2 separate regions of the Homo sapiens genome follow, and region 2 is linked to region 1. Evidence: chromatin contacts called from ENCODE Hi-C or POLR2A ChIA-PET data. All regions are on one chromosome and are shown on one strand. The core of a region is the stretch at or near the end of the contact, and the rest is flanking DNA. Distances in the headings are between cores, read along the strand shown. Region 1 overlaps PPP2R5E (protein phosphatase 2 regulatory subunit B'epsilon). Region 2 overlaps PPP2R5E (protein phosphatase 2 regulatory subunit B'epsilon).

Evidence for each region. A loop is a pair of places that touch in the nucleus more often than their neighbours do. ChIA-PET counts read pairs that join two places held with the same protein, here RNA polymerase II (POLR2A). Pooled maps may share reads with other maps.
Region 2: a map of natural killer cell shows a loop between it and region 1 (3-fold over the local background). The contact joins two enhancer-like sites. A Hi-C loop is called at or near these places in 3 of 168 maps with a recorded cell type or tissue (endothelial cell of hepatic sinusoid, naive thymus-derived CD4-positive, alpha-beta T cell and natural killer cell), 13 of 37 single-sample maps with no recorded cell type and 13 of 50 pooled maps. POLR2A ChIA-PET finds 5 or more read pairs at or near these places in 9 of 52 experiments (A673, Caco-2, GM12878 and 6 more).

The regions. Positions count from the first base shown.
Region 1 is chr14:63,470,077-63,473,069 of GRCh38, reverse strand. The region is part of intron 2 of PPP2R5E (protein phosphatase 2 regulatory subunit B'epsilon); the gene reads left to right. Among named protein-coding and RNA genes, the nearest start is that of PPP2R5E, 72 kb to the left of the region's middle. RefSeq lists an enhancer at 1,336-1,415. Within about 2 kb of position 1,694, at least 6 of the 41 ENCODE cell types and tissues checked have a DNase peak (open chromatin) inside an H3K27ac peak, as active enhancers do.
Region 2 is chr14:63,511,528-63,514,414 of GRCh38, reverse strand. The region is part of intron 2 of PPP2R5E (protein phosphatase 2 regulatory subunit B'epsilon); the gene reads left to right. Among named protein-coding and RNA genes, the nearest start is that of PPP2R5E, 30 kb to the left of the region's middle. RefSeq lists an enhancer at 1,237-1,526. Within about 2 kb of position 1,419, at least 2 of the 41 ENCODE cell types and tissues checked have a DNase peak (open chromatin) inside an H3K27ac peak, as active enhancers do.

The DNA.
Region 1 (2,993 bases), core at 445-2,944:
AAAAATCCCTTTGTTTCTTACCTTCTGGTATCTCAGCTTCTTTTTCTTCTATTCTTCCACGGCCATCAACTTCGTATAAGCCCTCATAACTCTTCATACTTGGTTCTGATGACATTGTTTTTGGCTAATTTGATTGCCTCCCTTCAGCCCCCGCTAAAACACTTCTCATTATGTTTGCTCCTGTCCCACATTTCTGTGTTGTCAGCCACATGAAACCCAGGTTACCCTGCAGTTTGTAAAGTCCTTTCTGGCCAGGTATGTCCTCATTCCTCCCTCTCATTTCCCACTCTTTCTAGTCACCTGTCTTCCATGCCCTAGACATGCATATCTTCTTATAATTTCTCCCATAATGTGCTCACTCTCACCTCTGTGCTGTTCTTGTCTAAAATATCTTCCACCTTTCCTTTGTTTATTCCTTGTTCTATTCATGCTTCCTTTCTGTCCCATCACTAGCTGAAAGCAATTCAACCTAACTGGCTTTCTAATTGACCTTAGGCTGTGCTGGTGATAATACAGGTTTGAACTCTCAGTTAGACTCCAAATCATATGCAAGTTCAACAAATGTCAGGTGTTCAAAACAAAATGAAACAACCAAACTTCTGTGTCATTACATTTTCCTGAACAGTAAATTAAATCCAAACAAGGTTGAAGTCTTGAAGTAAGCCAGCTTTAGTGCAAAGGAGAAGGCTGGAAGGTTAGAGAAGACTTTGAATCATCTTTTGAGAGACTTAACACTAATGTAAAGGGGTCCTTTATTTTATTTTTTTTTGAGATGGAGATTCACTCTTGTCACCCAGGCTGGAGTGAAATGGCGTGATCTCAGCTCATTTCAACCTCCGCCTCCTGGGTTCAGCCGATTCTCCTGCCTCAGCCTCCTGAGTAGCTGGGATTACAGGCGCCTGTCACCATGCCCGATTAATTTTTGTATTTTTGGTAGAGATGGGGTTTTGCCATGTTGGCCAGGTTGGCCTTGAACATCTGACTCAGGTGATCCACCTGCCTTGGCCTCCAACAGTGCTGGGATGACAGGCATGAGTCACTGTGCCCAGCCTAAGGGGGCTTTTAAATATTAACAGAAATAACAGGCCAGCTGGAGAATCTTTCTAACCCTTGGTAGTTGCATTTTGCTTGGTACAAAGAGGAGATAGATGACAGAATGCTTGTCTTCCTCAATCTATGTTAAAGAGTCTGTTAGGAAGATTAGGAAGATTAACCCTTCCAGATGGTCCCTCCAGTGTACGTTGTAGATATTAGATGAAAACAAAAATGATCAGTAGTGATAAGCCAGCTCTCATTAGTCTTTAGCAGAGGTGGGATAGTGTACAGGTGCCAGATTGTGGAGGTCTGAAGCTCAGCAGGGCCCCCTTTCCAGCTGTGTGATGGTGGGCAAGTTGCTAAATATCTTTGGGCCAATTTTTATATGTAAAAATAAGGTTGGTAATACCTACCTCACAGCATTGTAGAAAGGATTAAAGGAGTTAATACATGTAAACTCCTTATAATAGTGACTGCCACAGAGTAAGTGCTTACTAAGTTTTTACTATTATTATGTATACATGATATGACTGGGAAGGGATGACTCATTCAAGATTTTCAGAAACTATTTATTGTGAAACAGGAAATGGCTCTTTAGAATGCGTATCTTTTTCTAATACCTGACCTGTCTTCAGTGACTCTTGTTTATTTTGGGTTATTCATTCATTAATTAACAAGTGTATTTTGACATTGCTTATAGTCAAGATCCTGAAAGAGTGTATTGTCTGTAGGAGATCATGATATTTTCAATAGAGGATAGATTCTGAAAACTTGTGAGAGTTGTATGAATGAGGTTCTTCTGGCCCATCTGGGTCTATGAACAATCTATACATAAGACATCTGGTTTTATCAGAAATTTGAAACTTACGCATTTTTATGTGTACTCTCCATTCTCAAAGAGAGCCTGGTGCGTGTTTTTGCAGATTTATGTAATATGAGAGTTTCTGGAATCTAGATGAATGTCATTCAGAGTGGTCTCTCTTGAACTTGCCCCACTTGGCTTTTTTCAAAGAAATGTTGTCATCTGCATGCTATGCTTGCTTTGGACTTCAGGGTGGGGTAAAAAATGGCTCAGAAGCTATTGCTTGGTCACCTTTGTAATATCAGGGTGCATTAATGGTACAAGCAAGCAATGTAGATTGTCAAAATTTCAGAATTAGACATTTTATCTTTTTATTAGGATGCTGTAATTTTTTTTTTTTTTTTGTAGAGACGGAGGTCTTTCTGTGTTGATCTTCCCACCTCAACCTCCAAAAGTGTTGGGATTATAGGTGTGAGCCATTGTGCTCAGCCACGTTTTTTTTTTTTTTTAATCTGTTGATAAAGGCTTGTTTTTATGATCCTGTGAAAGTAGATTAGGTGTCAATAGAGTCTTCAGATAATTTGCTTGTTTTATGCTGGAAATTCCTATTAAAATTATGCAATTGGATGAAGCCATTTTGTTATTGTCACTATGAAGTATTTTTTAATAATATAAATATGTTCTTCCTAGAGATAACCCCTTAACCCTTTAGTAGACAGGATAATCAATCACCACATTATCAGAGGGCAAGTCGGTTTTTTTTTTTTTTTAAACTTATGGAAAGGTTATGAGTGCAGAGTGTGATTGTGGAATACTGTGTGCCTTGGGGTTGGAACTGGGCTATAAGTAGGGAGGTAGGAGGCTGGATGCAGGGGCTCACACTTGTAATCCCAGCACTTTGGGAGGTCCAGGCGGCAAGGATCCCTTGAGCCTAGGAGTTCAAGACCACCCTGGGTAACATAGTGAAGCACTGTCTTTACAAAAACTACAAAAATTAGCTAGGTGTGGTGGTGCATGCCTGTAATCCCAGCCACTTGGGAGGCTGAAATGGGAGGATTGCTTCAGCCAGGGAGGTCGAGGCTACAGTGTGCTGTGACTGTGCCACTGCACTCTAGCGTGGGTGACAGAGTGAGACCTTGTCTCAAAAAAAGTGGGG
Region 2 (2,887 bases), core at 170-2,669, 42 kb before region 1:
GAAAGGTGTTGCTTTGGACAGAGCATAGTCTGTGAAAGACCCATGAGTATCAAAGGTGGCCAAATGCTTTGAAAGACTCTGGGCATAAGGTTCCTTTTCTGGTTTTATTATCAATCTTTTCAGTTGTGACTGAGAGCTGGCAGTGTCTGGCATGTAGGAGGTGTGGAATAAGTGTTTATTGAATGAATAAATATGATATTCAGATATAAAGATTTAGTGGGGTCTAAATTTATTGGGTAGTATTTATTTGATTAGATTTGGAGAGCGGAAATAGTATACAAACATTAAGTGACTTTTGGTGCAGTCTTGACAATAAAACAAACTCAGTTTCCTGTCATATCTGGGGCTTAGACTGGACAGACATTTGCTGGTTCACAAGAATTGCTGCTGGCATTAACCTGACACTTTGCAGCTCTCCTTGAAATATGCCGTAGAAAACATTGGGCTGGAGCCCAGGACCTAAAGAGCATAGTACCTTTGTGTCTGGGGGATGTGCAAGTGGAAGAGTGAGCTGCGGGAGAGAGTGTGATATTCTAGTCCTTTCTCTTACCCTGGCCCCTCTTGCCTTATAGGGATTCATATCAGCTCAGAGGCCCCAGTTCTGGCTCATCACAATTAATGAAAGATGAGCGCTATATAAGTTTCTCCTCTGGTCTTCTGTGTAGTTTCCCTTCCACTCAGATGGACACCCAGGCTCTCTTTATTTTTGTTTGATGTGTGTTCAGGAAATATAAAAAGCTTATTTTAATTCTAACTTTAAGTAAACAATTAGAAAGGAAAATTTCTGTTTGTTGTTGCAGGAACCCCTCCCCACCTCTATCCCCTGCCTCCCAAGCTCTACAATCTGTTCATTTGTTTTTAATATGCAGGAAGTGAATTTTAGGTTCTCCATGTTTTTATCCCTTCATTAGTGTGTATAATTAAGAGGTAACAGGATTTGATGTGGTTTTCCAAAGTTTTATGTAACATGAGAAGCACACTTAGTGAGTGGTTCATATTTTTGAAAGATTGTACAGTATTTGAGGGGAGATTTTCTTTTACCGGAACCTCATTTTCCAAGTTCTTCATTTTGCTGGGCATAATTTGATAAGACTTAGTCTATCCTTGTCCTTTTTACTTGAGGGCGATGCAGTGTGTATTTTGAATACACCAGTGCATGATCCTGAGGGGCCTTTCTTTGGTGAGTGTATCTTCAGAAACAGAGATAATCAGTATCCATCTTCAGGAATTTTCTTTCTTCCTGAAGACTCATTTCCACATGTCAAGTATAAACTAGGCCTATAAACTCTAGTGAGTGGTTTCATTTAACCATCCAAACAGTTTCTATTTCAGTTCCAAAAAAGGTAATTTTTCCCCCCCAGCCATTAAATAGCTGGGGTTTTTTGGTTGTTGTTGTTGTTGTTTTCTTGGTGGGGGGTAGGGGGGTGGAGAATGGGGTTTTCCACTGCTGCTGTTGGTTCTCTTTGGTGATAGGTGATGAGATGTTTCAGAAATCAAGCCATCTTCATACTAGTTGTTTAAAACTCAATATATAATACTAATGTTAGGTTTTTACAGAGTTTGGAAAGCTTGTGACAGAACATTTATAGGTAGGGAGGATTCTACTTAATTTATAGAGGTAGCTTGGAAGATATGTTTTAGTTTTCAAAATTACAGTATGTGACAATTAACTTTGTTTTAAAAAATTTTTTATTTTTTATATTACATTAGTTATTATAAGTAACAACAAGTAATTTGGAAAAGAGAAATGGCCTAGAAGGAGATACGAGGAAACTTAACACTGGTCATCTTTGGGGAATAGGAGTGGAAGTTTTCACTTTCTATCTTAACATTAAAAAAATTAATTAAAAACAGAAGGGTAGTTATGTGTCTCAAATCTGCCTTTCCAATTAATAGAAAGTAACAACTACTGAGAAGAAAAATGATATCTATAAACATTGGTGATCATCACATTAAGCCTTTGTATGATCACTTACAGAGTCTACCAGAGACTTTCAATACAGCATAAATGCTTTTACTCTTAAGTATTATTTGTGGTATGTATGTTTGTCCTTCTATCCTTCCATCCACCCATCATCTATCTCTACCCATCTATCTGTATCTGCTAAGGAAGAGAAGTGCAGCTTGGTTTCTTTTCTATAAGGAAAGAGCGTAACTGTTCCTCTATCTAGATGATCTTGAAAGAGCATATTATTTTTGATGTTTGGCAAGAGGGTAAAGTACTTAGTAATTTTCAAAAATGGTGTGTGGGACATTGAAAAGATACATTGTATTGGTGTGAAATCTTTTATTTTCAGTGTTCTGAGATTCTTTTTTTTTTTTTTTTTTTTTTTTTTACCGCAGAGTCTCGCTCTGTCGTCCAGGCTGGAGTGCAGTGGCACAATCTCAGCTCACTGCAACCTCTGCCTTCCAGGTTCAGGTGATTCTTCTGCCTCAGCCTCCTGACTAGCTGGGATTACAGGGGTGCACCACCACGCCCGGCTAATTTTTTGTATCTTAGTAGAGATGGGGTTTCACCATGTTGGCCAGGCTGGTCTCAAACTCCTAACCTCATGTGATCCACTCACCTCGGCCTCCCAAAGTGCTGGGATTACAGACGTGAGCCATCACACCCAGCTGAGATTCTTATCTTGGTAATTTTTTGCACAGAGAACTCAGCTCTCTATCATACTACATTTTAATGAGCTACACGGTGATTTATGACTTGTGCTCTTTCCTTTTCTAATCAGCTCATCAACACCATACCCATTCTATGTCAGTTTACTTTAGAATTGAAATTTTGCCTTTTATATAATGCTGTTAGGTGGCTTGCATTCGATTTGGGGGATAAATAGATTTTGAATCAGCTTTTGCTGCTCAACAAACCACTCCAAAACTTGGTGGCTTA